2 separate regions of the Homo sapiens genome follow, and region 2 is linked to region 1. A link is an interaction called in ENCODE POLR2A ChIA-PET data of the cell type or tissue named here. Cell type or tissue: endothelial cell of umbilical vein. All regions are shown on one strand. Links, peaks and the distances in the headings refer to the core of each region. The heading gives the core; the rest is flanking DNA.

The links. Peaks named below come from ENCODE experiments on the same cell type or tissue, not always from the same donor. Only the 100,000 strongest peaks of a DNase experiment are listed, where the experiment ranks them.
Region 2: POLR2A ChIA-PET joins it to region 1 with 11 read pairs; 5 of 35 experiments call an interaction of 5 or more read pairs at or near these places.

The regions. Positions count from the first base shown.
Region 1 is chr10:102,901,016-102,909,348 of GRCh38, reverse strand. AS3MT (arsenite methyltransferase) reads right to left here. Exons shown (of 11, transcript NM_020682.4): 11 at 7,450-8,333. It overlaps BORCS7-ASMT (BORCS7-ASMT readthrough (NMD candidate)), which reads right to left. Exons shown (of 15, transcript NR_037644.1): 15 at 7,450-8,333. All of the region lies in intron 1 of LOC107984265 (a long non-coding RNA gene), which reads left to right. Among named protein-coding and RNA genes, the nearest start is that of CNNM2, 13 kb to the left of the region's middle. In endothelial cell of umbilical vein, for the core only: a CTCF peak has its summit at 7,755 (motif pointing right); a DNase peak (open chromatin) is centred at 7,748.
Region 2 is chr10:102,761,951-102,770,283 of GRCh38, reverse strand. All of the region lies in intron 1 of WBP1L (WW domain binding protein 1 like), which reads right to left. Among named protein-coding and RNA genes, the nearest start is that of WBP1L, 22 kb to the right of the region's middle. In endothelial cell of umbilical vein, for the core only: no CTCF peak of the experiment used is centred there; a DNase peak (open chromatin) is centred at 3,243.

The sequences.
Region 1 (8,333 bases), core at 277-8,276:
GTGAGCCAAGATCATGCCACTGCACTCCAGCCTGGGCAAAAGAGCAAGACTCCGTCAAAAAAAATAAAAATAAAATAAGAAAGAACAAGGCATTCTACTGGAGAGAAAAGTATGAGGTGAGGTTGGAAAGGGAACAGCATTTTTGGAACACCACATGGTTGAATGTGGTTCAATAGCCAATGAAGAGGAACAGCAGAAATAGTGTTGGAAACTTGGTTGGATGTCAGTTTGTGGTGCGTTGAATGCCAAGTTTAGGACTTTAGATTTCATTCTGTAGGTATCCAGGAGTTATAGTAAAAAGTTTCAAGTAGAAAGGCTGTATTACAGGAAGATTAACCTGACAGGTAGCACTGCAATGATGTTGAGGTCCTGCCGATCTAGGAATTTAGGAAACTCCTGCCACTCAAAGTAGAAAAAACCTAAACTGTTTACAATGCACTTTCTCATATATTATCTTGGACTGACCTTCACAATTAGAACTAAGAGCTATGCCACTTCTCCAGCCATATGCAGGACAAAGAACCAAAGCTAACTATCTCATGTCACAGGAGCCAGAAGAAAACCAAGGTGGGGCATCACAGCCTCTGTTCAGGAAGTCCACACCTGGATTGGCAATACTACTGCTGTGGTCTCTGTAGTAATCTTGAATCTTAAAGCAAATGCAAGGTTTCCCAGGTTGGCCTGGACTCCTGATCATAGGCCAGACTTCCTGATACTAATTTTTTTAACTTAAAAACATTTTTGACATATAATAAATACATAAAAGTGCATAAAACATAAATGTACAGTATAATAGCTGAACACATAACATATCATCTAAAACAGAACCCCTTTGAAAATGAAAAAAGGCTACTATTAATATTTAACCTGGCTGGGCATGGTGGCTCACGCCTGTAATCCCAGCACTTTGGGAGGCCAAGGCAGGTGGATTACCTGAGGTCAGGAGTTCGAGACCAGTCTGGCCAATATGGCGAAACCATGTCTCTACTAAAAATATAAAAATTAGTTGGGTGTGGTGGTGGGCGCCTGTAATCTCAGCTACTTGGGAGGCAGAGGCAGGAGAATAGCTGGAATCCGGGAGGCAGAGGTTGCAGTGAGCTGAGATCACGCCGCTGCAGTCCAGCCTCAGTGACAGAGCAAGACTCCGTGTCAAAAAAAAAAAAAAATTTAACCTGGTTTGAGGCTTAAACTGGGACAGCCCCAGGCAGACTATGTTCACTTGATAATTATCATGGTAAAGGTGACCACCCCCTAGTCAAGAAAACCCCTATATATCCCTTCTAGACCACTAGACTACACACCTCTCCCTCTAATCCAGATGTATCTACTATCCTTACTTTTTTTTTTTTTTTTTTTTTGAGACAGATTCCTGCTCTGTTGCCTAGGCTGGAGGGCAGTGGTGCAATCTTGACTCACTGCAACCTCCACCTCCCGGGTTCAAGCAATTCTCCCACCTCAGCCTCCTGAGTAACTGGAATTACAGGTGCACACCACCACGCCCAGCTAATTTTTGTATTTTTAGTAGAGATGGGGTTTCGCCATGTTAGACAGGCTAGTCTCAAACTCCTAATCTCAAGTGATCTGCCTGCCTCAGTCTCCCAAAGTTCTGGGATTACAGGTGTGAGCCACCACACCCCTGGCCACTATCCTTACTTTTATAGTAATCATTTCCCTTTTTAGTTGCTATATTCTTAAATTTGGGAAAATTCCCTAAAGGAAAACAAGGACAAACCATTTAATACAATGGTATAAGAGTCAGAACAAGTTCTGGCCTTTGTTCTAACATTTATTAGAATGTGATCCCGGCCAGGCACGGTGGCTCATGCCTGTAATCCCCACACTTTGGGAGGCCGAGGCAGGTGGATCGCTTGAGCCCAAGAGTTCTAGACCAGCCTGCGCACCACAGGAAGACCCTATCTCCACAAAAAATACAAAAATTAGCTCTGTGATGGTGGCGCATGCTTGTAGTCCCTGCTACTCGGAAGGCTGAGATGGGAGGATCACTTGAGCCCAAGAGGCAGAGGTTGCAGTAAGCCCAGATCGCCCCACTGCACTCCAGCCTCGGTGACAGAACAAGACCCTGTCTCAAAAACAAACAAAAAAAGTGATCCCATCATTTAAACCATTTGAATATACTCAGCCTCAGTTTTCTGTAAAATTAGAAAAATCAGCATTGTGAGGGAGGCATAAGGGAGTTTAGTAAAGAAACAACGTGGGGTATTTGTCTGGTTTTTATCTCACACAAACCAATGAATCTTCCTCATAACCATGAGAAATCACCATCTTTAAAGGGTTGCACTGGCTTCATGGGCTCCTGCTACATTATTTAAAAGCAAAAATAAAAATACCTCCTTCATAGCATTTCCTTAGTTAGATCCAGTTGAAAGGAATAATAAGGTTAATTTTAAAAAGAAAATAAGGACAGTTAATAAAAGATTAACTACAAAGCCTAGAAGCCACACGAATCATTCTGCACTTGCTGTGCAAACCTCTCCTCCCTGGCAACTTGACATTTGCTTTCCAGCGTAGGCTTATTTAATATTCACAAAGAAAGTTATGTGATGGGAGCTTGTTAACTCTGAGAACAGAGAGTAAACTGTCCAGGCCACTTCACCTGACACAATTAGGCTCTGAGTTGTAGGTCACATTACCATAAGCAGCTCTAGCACTCTCTGGTGTCCTCCTGCGAGCGTCCCTGCAAAGCTCCATGTGCCCTTCTTGGCTACTGCTTGTAATGAATTAAATATATGTTAGTGTCATAGATTAGGTCACTGACTTCCATCATCTGAGGTATGATAGAAAAAAACCTCACTTGTAACATTGATGAAACTGTACTAATTCTAATACTTAAAAAAGGGTCACAAACTCAAAGGCCTACAGGGGTGAGTGAAGTTGACTTGAGGTGGGGATGGTGGCACACTGTCTAAAGTGACATGCCCTGTCTGAAGGGGAACCCATTACTCAGCCATGGCCATCACAACTATGCAGAAATGTAGGGCTGCTGTTGCCAGCATTTTCAATTTTTCAAGAAGCCCCAAATTCATTCATATATATATATATATATATATATATTTTTTTTTTTTTTTTTTTTTTTTTTTTTTTGAGACGGAGTCTTGCTCTGTCACCCAGGCTGGAGTGCAGTGGTGTGATCTCAGGTCACTGCAACCTCTGCCTCCTGGGTTCAAGCGATTCTCCTGCCTCAGCCTCCCGAGTAGCTGAGACTCCAGGCATGCACCACCACGCCTGGCTAATTTTTGTATCTTTAGTAGAGACGGGTTTCACCATGTTGGCCAGGCTAGTTTCGAACTCCTGATCCGCCCACCTCGGCTTCCCAAAGTGTTGGGATTACAGGCATGAGCCACTGCGCCCAGCCCAAATTCATATTTTATACAGAATTTTCTGATTTATAAATGTGGGCAACTGATTGTAAAAAATTGGAAAAAACACTGTGACCTCCACAGAATCTGGACCCATAAATCTGTTTTTACATATGGAAGAGAACTTGAGAGTCTTCCAAGTTCAATGCCTTCACTTGACAGATGGAGAAAGTGAATCCCAAAGTGGACAAATGATGTTCCTATGGCCAAATAACTAGTTCAGCGGCAGAGCCGGATCTAAAAGAATACTTGCTTCCTGTCTCCTGCATCACTTTTCACTCCACCAATGAGAAAAAGGTTAGTGGCTTTAGGCCTAGTTTAAAAGTTAGAGATGAGCTCACTGGCATGTGCCTGCAGTCCCAGCTACCTGGGAGGCTGAGATGGGAGGATCACTTGAGCCCAGAAGTTCAAGTCTGGCCCAGACAAGATAGCAAGACCTCATTTCTAAAAAAAAAAAAAGTTATCAGACCCAAGTCTGGATTACAGTGTGCCTAGAACATCATTGACTGGCCAGTCTACATTTTTACTCTCTCTGGCTTATGAGGCATCATGCTACTATATGAGGCAATGAAGTAGTATTAAGCCAGAATATTTTGGTTCTAAATTGATCTCCCCCCTCACCTGGAGCATTGCACTGCAGCATGGCCCTGCCACATGGAAGGTGGGGCCACCATGTTCCCACTGCGGAAAGGAATTGTTACAATTGTGAGTCCAACACAACCAAGGCTCACTCAGCAGGAGGAAATTAAGTACAAAACTTACATTCGCATAACACTCCTATTAACCTCAGTGGGAGTTGTGCTTTCAGGAATTGCAGGGTCAGCAGTTGAACAGAAACTGGAATGAAGCAGTAAAGCTCATCATAGGTTGTTGTTAGGATTGTATAATTTCAGCTTCATATTTGCAAAAGAATTTTTTTTTTTTTTTGGGAGACAAGGTCTTGCTCTGTCACCCAGGTTGGAGTGCAGTAGCATGATCATAGCTTACTGTAACCTCAAAAAGAGTTCATTTTTACTCTAGTGAGATCTCCCTCTACTGACTCTCAGGGCAGGGCCTACAGAAGAACCTTTGTTTGGACCCAAATTGTGGTGTGTGGTTGAAGAAAATTGGCAAATCACAGAAGTCAGGACAGGTACCAACAAAGTTTAGAAAATACACTCAGCAGTTTTTGTCCTCTTGGCCCATGGGGTTCATAATATTCCATTTTAGCAACCAGTGCCTAGGACAGTGCCTGGTACACAGGAGATAATACTATTTAGTGAATGAATGAAAGAAAGGATAGACAGTTCCCATACCTTGCCAGACTCATTTAATACAATTCCCATCTTAACATGGCAGAATGAGTGACTACCTCAGCTGCTTCCCTGGAGCCATCCAAGTAAAGGCCAAGAATAAATAGGAGGAGCAGGCTCTGGGGCTGTCTTGGCACAAAGCCATGCCCTTTTCAGCTATGCATGGCTGGATGTGGGGGTGGGGGCCTGTTGAGGCTACTGCTGGGCCTCCCTGAGTTGGTAAGCTGAAAAGTTTCTGCAGCCTTCCATGATTCTTTTTTTTTTTTTTTAATTTTTTTTTTTTAGGCTGGGCACAGTGGCTCACACCTGTAATCCCAGAACTTTGGGAGGCCAAGGCAGGTGGATCATGAGGTCAGGAGTTTGAGACCACCCTGGCTAACATGGTGAAACCTCGTCTCTACTAAAAATACAAAAATTAGCCAGGTGTGGTGGTGTGTGCCTGTAATCTCAGCTACTCGGGAGGCTGAGGCAGGAGAATCACTTGAACCTGGGAGGCGGAGGTTGCAGTGAGCCAAGATCATGCCACTGCACTCCAGCCTGAGCGACAGAGCAAGACTCCGTCTTGAAAAAAAATAAAAATAAAAAAATATAAAATTTTTATTTTTTAGAGATGGGGTCTTGCTAAGTTGCCCAGCCCAATCCCATTACTCAACATCTTTTTGGGGAACTGAGAGTTCAGAAGGACAAGTAAAAAGCTAATACCCTCTCCTTGTAAATGCCAAAAAGCCCAATAAACCAAATAAACAAAACACCCCCCCCCTTTTTTTTTTCTGAGACAGAGTCTCGCTCTGCCACCCAAGTTGGAGTGCAGTGGTGTGATCTCGGCTCACTGCAACCTCCACTTCCCAGGCTCACTGCAACCTCCACTTCCCAGGCTCAGCCGAGTCTTGTGCCTCAGCCACCTGAGTAGCTGAGATTATAGGCCTTGGCCACCATGCCTGTCTAATTTTTGTATTTTTAGTAGAGACAGAGTTTTGCCATGTTGGCCAGGCTGGTCTTGAACTCCTGGCCTCAAGTGATCCACTCGCCTCAGCCTCCCAAAGTACTGGGATTACAGGCATGAGCCACCACACCCAGCCAACAGAACACCCTTCAATCAATTCCCCCCAAGCAGGGCCATCTTGTGCTCATGAAGAGCAAAGTATGCTTATTCCAGCTGTACCATTGTAGCTAATGCTGTAATGTACCATTTTCACATTAAAGTAGGTTACGACTAGATAGATACGGCACCCTAGAACCAAGCAAGCATGTTTAAAATTAAGGTCATGGAGGTGAATAGGGCTTAAAAAAATACTACCTAGTTCTTTCCTCTGTCTGTAATAGTAAGTTAGGCTCTATAGCTGAACCTACTCAAAAATTTGAGAATTTCTCCATATTAAACAGCTTTCTTAAAACAGAAGTCTATCCTACGGAATCCATTCCAATGTTTTACATGCCTTAAAATTCTCAAACCCCTAGTCCGAAATCCCCTGGACCATGCCATGCCCCTGGTTGTTTTTGTACTGAGCCCAGGGCAACTGGTTGACATCTTATCAAAACCCTTGATTGGTTGAAGGCTATTTATTTATTTATTTGTATTTATTGTTTTTGAGACGGAGTCTCGCCCTATTACCCAGCCTGGAGTGCAGTGGCGCAATCTCGGGTCACTGGAACCTCCATCCCCTGGGTTCAAGCAATTCTCGTGCCTCAGCCTCGAGTAGCTGGGATTGCAGGCGTGCACCACCACACCCAGCTAATTTTTTGAATTTTTAGTAGCGATAGGGTTTCACCATGTTGTCCAGGCTGGTCTCGAACTCCTGAACTCAAGCAATACACCCACCTCGGCCACCCAAAGTGCTGGGATTACAGGTGTGAGCCACCGCGCCCAGCCTGAAGGCTGTTATTTAAAAACTGAATTATCCAGCTCCTGATGATAATGACCATCACTTATACCTTTCTGTGTCCTCCAATAAAGTCTTCAAGTACAGCTGGAATTCAAATTATTTACCATCCTTGAACCTTTCTTTAATGTTCTTAATATTCTTCTTTAACTATGGAAAAACTGAATCTATCATTTTGCTAAAAGTTTAACCAGGACACCTTATAAAGAAAAAGAAAACCTACCATTTTTACATCTCTTTCCTCCCTCCCCTCCCTTCCTCTCTCCTTCCCTTCCTCTCTCTCTCTCTTTCTTTCTTTGACAGGGTCTCACTCTGTCACTCAGGCTGGAGTGCAGTGGTGCGATCTTGGCTCACTACAACCTCCACCTCCCAGATTCAAGCAATTCTTGTGCCTCAACCTCTCGAGTAGCTGGGATTACATGCACATGCCACCACACCCGGCTGAGTTTTGAATTTTTAGTAGAGATGGGGGTCTCACCATGTTGGTCAGGCTGGTCTCGAACTCCTGACCTCAAGTGATCCACCCACCTTGACCTCCCAAGGTGCTGGGATTACAGGCGTGAGCCATCGCACCCAGCCTATTTATTTATTGTTTTTTAGAGACAGGGTCTTGCTCTGTCACCCAGCTGGAGTGCAGTGGTGCAATCATAGCTCACTGCAGCCTGGAACTCCTGGGCTCAAGCGATCCTCTTGCCTCAGCCTCTCCAGTAGCTGGGACTACAGGTACATACCACCATGCCTGGTCATTTTTACATCTTTTAGCTCTCTTTTTAAAAAACGATCGAACTCTATTCCTGACCCAGTTAGGATAATTTACAATAAATAATCACTATGTCATCAGTCATTAGGGTGAGATACTTATGATTCATTTGTTTTCTTGAGATACTTGATTCAAAGATGTTTATGATTAATTTGTTTTCTTTATTGCAAAAAAAAAGAAAAAAGAAAAAAACATTTGTTCAAAAGCTACCTCAAAAGTCCTCCTACCAAACATGATTTGGCAATCTTTTTGCATGATTAGTATGATGGCAGTAGGAGCTTTGTTTAATAAGCAAACATGATGAAAATTCCAAAAGGTGCTATGCAAAAGATCAGAAGGAAGATGTTTTTCCTGAGACCCTCTGCCAACTGTTACTTCTTCTGATGCCTTTCCTGCTTCTTGAACAAGGCTTAAGACAGCTTCTCTGTTCCATTTCTGACCACTATGTGGCACCAGAACTTTGAAGTAGGAAATAGAAAAAAAATCTGCTTAACTAGTGATTTGCTGTGAATCTTTAATCAATGCCTCTTAAAAATAATTCATTTATGGCCGGGCGCAGTGGCTCATGCTTGTAATCCCAGCACTTTGGGAGGCCGAGGCGGGCGGATCACGAGGTCAGGAGATCAAGACCATCCTGGCTAACATGGTGAAACCCCGTCTCTACTAAAAATACAAAAAATTAGCTGGGCATGGTGGTAGGTGCCTGTAGTCCCAGCTACTTGGGAGTCTGAGGCAGGAGAATGGCGTGAACCCAGGAGGTGGAGCTTGCAGTGAGTTGAGATGGGGCCACTGCACTTCAGCCTGGGCAACAGACCGAGACTCCATCTCAAAAAAATAAATAAATAAATAAAAATAATTCATTTATTTTTTTCAGTGATTTGGAATATGGTGGCTCTCTGCCATTTGTTGTTTTCTTTTTCTTTCTTTCTTTTTTTTTTTTTTTTTTTGCTTTTGAGACAGAGTCTTGCTCTGTTGCCCAGGCTGGAGTACAGTGGCGTGATGCTTACTCACTGCAGCCTCTACT
Region 2 (8,333 bases), core at 20-8,019, 140 kb after region 1:
ATTTAAATGCCTCAGAGTTCTAACTCAAGAAAGGAGAGAATGAATACTAACTCAAACCTCAAACCAACATGAGTGTCACAACAAAAGTTAAACTGAGACATCTTCATGTCATGGGTGTGAGGCTAGGCATTAACAAAAGAATCCTGAAGTAATAATTTTGGGGAATGCAAGGGGATAAATCCCAAACCCAGAACTCTGCCAGGCAGAAACACTATAGGTTGCTTAACTGCTAGAAACCAAGAACACTAGCTTTATCTATGTCCTGGGGCTGGACAAAGGCAGGCATGTAGCAGGCCTGCTGAGGCAAGAAAACACACACCTCTCCTGCTTCTGGGCAGGACAAGGCGTTTTACAAGTCACAGAGCTTATCTCTTCCACAAGGTATCTATAAAAACCCATGGTGCTTTCCTACTACTGAGTCTTTCAGGAAAGAGAGTTAGGTAAACGGTTCTTAACTGCAGTATGTAATCCTTTGCTAAACATCAAATCATGTATTTCAGAGAGGGAAGATTCCAACAGATGGTGACATCTCATATTTTACACAGTGACGTTAGGTAACTCGTTCAAGGACACACACCTAATAGGCAGTGCAGCCAGAATCTCAACCAGGTCTGTATGACTCCAAAATGGCTTGGACACATATGCAGATAGGATTTTGATATTAATCGTCACTTCCCCCTTACTTGTGACCTGATATTTACAGTTGCATCCAGTCCACCCAGGATGTGCTGTGGGGATAACAAAGATGTACTGTTGGATGAATCAGTCTTGCCCTGGAGGATTTATTTAGTTAGTTACACAGAAACAAACATACGCACTCTATGATAAACATGGTGAGGCGAGGGACAAACACAGTCACACAAGAGGAGCTCAAAGAAGAGATGCTGGATGATCCTCTCAGCTTCCAGTAAAAAAAAAAAAAAGAAAGAAAAAAGAAAACAAAGAAGGGATGCTGTTGAGGGACAGAATGGCCAAAGAAGGTTTTTGTTTTCAAAGAAAATTTTATCAAGAGCTGAACACAGTGGTTCCCCAACACTTCAGGAGGCTGATGTGGGATGATCACTTGAGGCCAGGATTTCAAGACCAGCCTGAGCAACATAGGGAGACCCTGTTTCTACAAAAATTAAGAAATTAGCCAGGCATGGCGGCGTACACCTTGTAGGTTCAGCTACTCAGTAGGCTGAGGCAGGAGGATCACTTGAGCCCAAGAAGTTGAGGTTGTAGTGAGCTGTGATTATACCACTGCACTCTAGCCTGGGTATCAGAGTGAGACCTTTTCTCTTGAAAAACAAACGAGGCCAAGCGCAATGGCTCAAGCCTGTAATCTCAGCACTTTGGGAGGCTGAGGCAGGTGGATCACGAGGTCAGGAGATCAAGACCATCCTGGCTAACACGGTGAAACCCCGTCTCTACTAAAAAATACAAAAAATTAGCCGGGCGTGGTGGCAGGCACCTGTAGTCCCAGCTACTTGGGAGGCTGAGGCAGGAGAATGGCATGAACCCGGGAGGTGGAGCTTTCAGTGAGCCGAGATCACACCACTGCACTCCAGCCTGGGGGACAGAGCGAGACTCTGTCTCAAAAAAAAAAAAAAACTGGCCGGGCGCGGTGGCTCACGCCTGTAATCCCAGCACTTTGGGAGGCCGAGGCGGGTGGATCATGAGGTCAGGAGATCGAGACCATCCTGGCTAACAAGGTGAAACCCCGTCTCTACTAAAAATACAAAAAAAAATTAGCCGGGCGCGGTGGCGGGCGCCTGTAGTCACAGCTACTGGGGAGGCTGAGGCAGGAGAATGGCGTTGAACCCGGGAAGCGGAGCTTGCAGTGAGCCGAGATTGCGCCACTGCAGTCCGCAGTCCAGCCTGGGCGACAGAGCGAGACTCCGTCTCAAAAAAAAAAAAAAAAAAAAAAAAACAAAAAACTAATGCCAGGCGCAATGGCTCAAGCACTTTAGGAAGCCAAGGTGGGTGGAACATCTGAGATCAGGAGTTCAAGACCAGCCTGGCAAACATGGCAAAACCAGCCTCTACTAAAAATATAAAAATTAGCCGGGCATGGTGGCACATGCCTGTAAACTCAGCTACTTGGGAGGCTGAGGCAGGAGAACGAATCGCTTGAACCCAGGAGGCGGAGGTTGCAGTGAGCCGAGATCATGCCAATGCATGTCAGCCTGGGCAACAGAGCAAGAATTCGTCTCAAAAAGCAAACAAACTAAAAAACCCCAAAGAGATGGATACTGAAATAATACGTAGGGTTTCAGTGGATAAAATGAGCACACTACGCAGAGCAGAGCATGAATAAAAGTATGGAAACAAGGACGCATGGGGCATACGTCCAAAGGCAGAAAAAGATGACGCAAAGATTAGTTGGGGGTAGAATGTCAAGGCCCTACACATGTACACATCTAATGAGTGAGTATCTTTGACCAGCACAGTTTTTCTTTCTGATGATTACAGTAGCAGCATGAATATCAAATATAGGAATTTCTATTTTAGTGGAGTATTTTAGGCCCTCATTTTGCTTGTTTGATATTTACTACTAAAATATGGTCAATCTTGGAGTTGATTTTGTTTTATTGCAGAGGTTGGGGGAGGTGGAAGGAAGATACAGATGAGAACTTTGGGGCTTTCCCAGTCATTGACCTCAACCTCACAGAATCCTGCTCTCGGTCTCCAAAGTGGGCCAGAAAGAGTCCTAGGTTCCTGACTCCACCCCATGTCATTGGTGCAGCCTCAGTCTTTTATTTTTTTTGAGAGACAGGGTCTCATTATGTTGCCCTGGCTGGGGTGCAGTGGCTACTTACAGGGGCCATCATAATACACTGCAGCCTCAAAATCCTGGGTTCAAGTGAGCCTCCCACCTCAGGCTCCTGAGTAACTGGGACTACAGGCATGTGCCACTGCACCCAGCTTTAAATGGAAAGAAATAAAAGTAGCAGAAGCTGAAACTGGTTTGCAACAGCTTCCTAAGGTTTCTGCCTCTTGCCTCCCCACCCCCCAAACAAGAAAATCATTTTGTTGTTGACAATCACTGCAGAAATATTTATTACTTTCGTAGGCTGCACAACAATTCGCTGCCATCTCCAGAATGTGCAGGGGTCTCTGAAACTCAACACTGTCAGTGGGCCTTCACCAATAGTTAATGGGCTCTCACTGGATCTGCAACTTGAGCTTCATCAAGTACAAAGTAGCCTTGTTTGTTTTCATATCAAAATGCTAGGTTCGTGTTTTTCCTACCCTGGAAACAGTTTAACCCCAACCATACTGGCAAGTAGCCAAGAATTACATGAAAATCAGCAGGCTGCAGCTCATAGCTATCTCCAGATACATTTCATGCCTCCTCACAATTGCTCTCCAAACCAAAGATCGGAATAAGAACAAAAGGAGGGATGTAGATCACACCAACTACATGAAACACACTCAGATGAAATTTGTTTTTTGCTTTTTTTTTTTTTGAGACAGAGTCTCGCTCTGTCGCTCAGGCTGGAGTGCAGAGGCGCAATCTCGGCTCACTGCAACCTCCGCCTCCTGAGTTCAAGCAATTCTCCTGCTCAGCCTCCCAAGTAGCTAGGACTACAGGCTCGTGCCACCATGCCCAGCTAATTTTTGTATTTTCAATAGAGACATGGTTTCACCATGTTGGCCAGGCCGGCTTTTTGTTTTTGAGACAGGATCTTGCTCTGTCACCCAAGCTGGACTGCAGTGGTGCGATCATGGCTCACTGTAGCCTCCAACCTCGCAGGCACAAGCAATCCTCCCACCTCAGCCTCCCAAGTAGCTGAGACTACAGGCGTTTACTACAATGCCCAACTTATTTTTTTTCCTTTTTTTTTTTTTTTTTTTTTGAGACAGAGTTTCGCTCTTGTTGCCCAGGCTGGAGTGCAATGGTGCGATCTCAGCTAACTGCAACCTCCGCCTCCCGGGTTCAAGAAATTCTCCTACCTCAGCTTCCTGAGTAGCTGAGATTACAGGCATGCGCACCATGCCCAGCTAATTTTTGTATTTTTAGTAGAGATGGGGTTTTTCCATGTTGGTCAGGCTGGTCTCAAACTCCCGACCTGAGGTGATCCGCCTGCCTCGGCCTCCCAAAGTGCTGGGATTACAGATGTGAGCCACTGCACCTGGCCCTGGCTAATTTTTTTTAATCTTTATAGAGGCAGGGTCTTCCTATGTTGCCAAGGCTGGTCTCGAACTCCTAGGTTCAAGTGATCCTCCTGCCTCGGCCAGATGTAATTTGGAAAGAGAACCATTAGGAAAATTAAGCTTCCAGGTCTCCACCAATCTGATTTCATCTTTCACTGTTATTTAAACTTTGGGTGAGATAAAGAGAGACATGGTCTATATTAAGTGGGAATGTGGGTACAATGGTGGCTGACCCAAGAAAAAGGCTAACAGCAAGGTCATTTTATGACAGACATCTCAACTCTCTCTGAGTCCTTAGAAGCAGTTCTGGGTGCTCTAAGCATTCTCACTGTCCAGAAAGCAATCATCTTGGTTGTGCTTTTATAGGAAAATCCACTCACTTCTTACATGCAACTCATAAACTCAACAAAGCCATTTCACACTTTATGTTTTAGATATTTCTTCTCAGCCCTACCTTCTCCTCTAAAGTAAGCAACTTAGGGGTAAGATGTGAAACGTTCACTTCCATATCCCTCACAGGACCAAGCACGATGCCTTGCACAAAGCAGGCCCTCAAGAAAAGATCGTCACATGAATGAAGAGATAAAGACGTGACTAAAGAGAGGATCCTGGCTGGGTGTGGTGGCACATGCCTGTAATGCCAGCACTTTGGGAGGCCAAGGAGGGTGGATCACTTGAGCCCAGGAGTTCGAGACCAGTCTGGCAACATGGCAAAACTCCATCTCCACAAAAAAAATACAAAAATTAGTCGGGCGTGATGGCACATGACTGTAGTCCTAGTTGCTGGGGAGGGTGAGGTAGGAGGATCAACTGAGTGTCCAGGGAGGTTGAGGCTGCAGTGAGCTGTGATCACACCACTGCACTCCAGCCTGTGCAAGATCCTGTCTGGAAAAAAAAAGGATCATAAAAATGAAGCTAAAATATAGCTGAATCCCTAAACATTAGTGCTGGTAACACCTGCCTGGTCATAGAAACCTGACAAACAGCTAAGAGGTCAGAAGAGCACCTGCATGTTCTCCAAGCTCATGAAGTCTGATGCGGCAAAGCCTCCGTGTGTCTCATTATCTGTACATCTCTCATTTCTCAGCTGAGGAATTTAAAGCACTTCAATCATCTCAAAAGCAAAATTCCCTTTCTCAAAGCAGAGCTGGGCCATGGTCTAACTCCCTAGCAATCGTTTTTGGATTTGGAGAAATAGAAGGAAGCTGCTCCTGGTTTTGTCTCTAGGTCATGAGATACCTCCATTAGCAACACCTGGAAGTTGTCTCTTTTGCATAAAGAATTGTGAAAGTTAATAAGGTCTGGCTGGAAGCACAGCTCATGGCACCGTGCCTTTCCTCATTTCCTGGATCTTACATAAATCAAATATTATGTCCTCTCTCCTTAGGCTATTTGGTAACCAAATCTACTCCAGGTCTAAGATTTCATGGTTAAAAACACCAGAAGAAAACATTAGGACAATTTATCCCTCCAATAAGTTGTAGAGGGTGGGGAAGCTCCTGGAACAAATATGTCCACACCCCAAGTAAAATGATGACTAAAGGTGGTGAAACCAGAGAGGGCATCATACCAGATGCAGGGGACGCTGAACCCTTTGTCATATAATGGCCGCCCACAGCCAGGCCTGAAACCCTGCACTTCCAGGCCACAGAGAGTGAGGTGACACAGGATGACAGCAGCAAGTAAACCTACTTCAAAAACACCTTCATCCAGAGTCTAAATCATGAGGAAAGCACTGGACCAAAGCAGAAGAAATGGTCAGACGTGCCTAAAGCTTAGGGGGAAAGTACCTCTGAGAAAGCATCCATGCCCCATCACAGCACAGCCATTGGCCCTCCCAGAAAAGCTAATGTTGTTGTTCTTATTTGAGAGACTCAAGAAACAAAGCTTTTCCAAGGCCTTGGACTGTGCTCAAAATTGCAGAAAAGGTGGACCTCACCAGTGAGAGGCACCATAAGTCATCATCCTTCTTCTTGCAGAGAACTCAGGGTTTTAAGGAAGCTCAGCAAACTTCAAGAAAATACAGAGAAGGCCGGGCGTGGTGGCTCACACCTGTAATCTCAGCATTTTGGGAGGCCGAGGCAGGCGGATCACCTGAGGTCAGGAGTTTGAGACCGACCTCGCCAACATGGTGAAACCATGTCTTTACCAAAAATACGAAAATTAGCCGGGCGTGGTGGCGCACACCTATAGTCCCAGCTACTTGGGAGGCTGAGGCATGAGAATTGCTGGAATCTGGGAGGCAGAGGTTGCAGTGAGTCGAGATCGCGCCACTGCACTCCAGCCTGGATGACAGAGCGAGACTCTGTCTCAAAAAAACAGAAAGAAAATTCAACAAAATCAGAATTCAAGGTTGATAAACAACTTACCCATCCATTTTAGCTGCTCCTTCTATCAGCTGGAATACAGCTGGTAACAGGATATTGCTATCCCTGCTTCCCAGATGAATATACTGGAGGTCTGAAAATGTAAAGTGACCTTGGATTGGACTAAGGGTTTCTGGCTGAAGGGACAGAGGTCTTCCCATGGGACTCCAGTGAAGAATGCCCAGGGGGAGACTTTCCTTTAAACTAAATTGTTCCAGGTCTCTTGCATTCCAGACCTGGCCATGCTAGCACCTAGTCTCATTACTCTGGGCGAATGACTTAATCTCTCTGAGCCTTCCTTACTTCTATCAGCAGTGCACAGAGACCCCTCCCAGGCCAGCCATTTCTGTGATAAGAGGCCCATGTAATCAAAGTCTACCATCTCGTTTGTGGAGTCACAATGTATAAGCTTACGGTTAAGCCTCGGAACAGTCACACAGTTGAGTCTGCTCAACCCCAAATCTCCTATATTTTGAGCAGCACAGACTCTCTAACTGAACATCTGTTCACAGTATCGTTATCTCTCCAGTGTCTTTCAGTCTCCAAATTCTTTTTTTTTTTTTTTTTTTTGAGACAAAAGTTTCACTCTGTCACCCAGGCTGGAGTGCAATGGTGCGATGATCTCAGCTCACTGCAGCCTCTGCCTCCCAGTCTCAAGTGATCCTCCCACCTCAGCTTCCGAAGTAGCTGGGACAACAGGCATGAGCCACACCACCCAGCTAATTTTTGTATTTTTGTAGAGACAGGGTTTGACCATCTTGCCCAGGCTGGTCTCAAACTCCTGGGCTCAAGTGATCCTTCCACCTTGGCCACCCAAAGCACTGGGATTACAAGCGTGAGCCACTGCACCCAGCCTCAGTCTCTAAATTCTATGTTCCATTTCTCCCTCAGCAGCCTTGCTCACCTGCCCTGAAACCCCCAGTACTGTACCGGAAGGGTAGGCATAGTCAGCCAAACACAGGATAGGGACCAACAGCTTGCATCCCCGAAGAGCTGGAAGAGGAGAAGATATGCTGGCAGGGTCTCTTCATTTTTCCACGTTTCTCTGAACATTTATGCAATCTCAGATAAGAGTAGGATTTTCCCCAAAATTCTCTCTTCACTAAAAATTGAGGGCAAACGTCGTAAGTTAATCTTTCACTTTATCCACTAAGCAAAGGTTGGAAATGGATGTGTGTGTCAAAGAAAATGAAAGACCAAGTTTTGCAGGGTGGAAGAAAGGTTATGGTTAAAACGCCACTACTAGACCTGTTCAAGTAAGACTGAGAATGCTGGGATTGGAAGAGCACTTTTGATTCTCATGGGATTAAGGGTACTGTTGGGAGTAACATTTTTTCAAGTAGAGGAACTTCCTGAGGGCTAATTACTTAAGAAAACTGAAGAACTGTCATAATTAGCTGAATTTTGTAGTAATATTTTTATTCTTAGATCTTATTTAAATTCTCAAGTGCAAGATCCTATCCTACAACATTAAGGGATTATTGTCAAGTTTTCTGGGTATGCTATGGGATGACTAATGTTGAGGAACATTGTTATCTTTCAGAGATTCATTTTTTATTTATTTTTACTTCTTCATTTTTTGAGACAGGGTCACCCAGGCTGGAGTGGTGCGACCACTAAAAGATGGCCAGCTGTAGCGGCTCCTGTCTGTAATCTTAGCACTTTGGGAAGCTGAGGTGGGAAGAATGCTTGAGGCCAGGAGTTCTAGACCAACGTAAGCAACATAGGGAGACTCCGCCTCTATAAAAAAATTGTTTTAAAAATTAGCTAGATGTGGTGGCACACACTTGCAGTCCCAGCTACTGGAGAGGTTAAGGTAGGGGGATT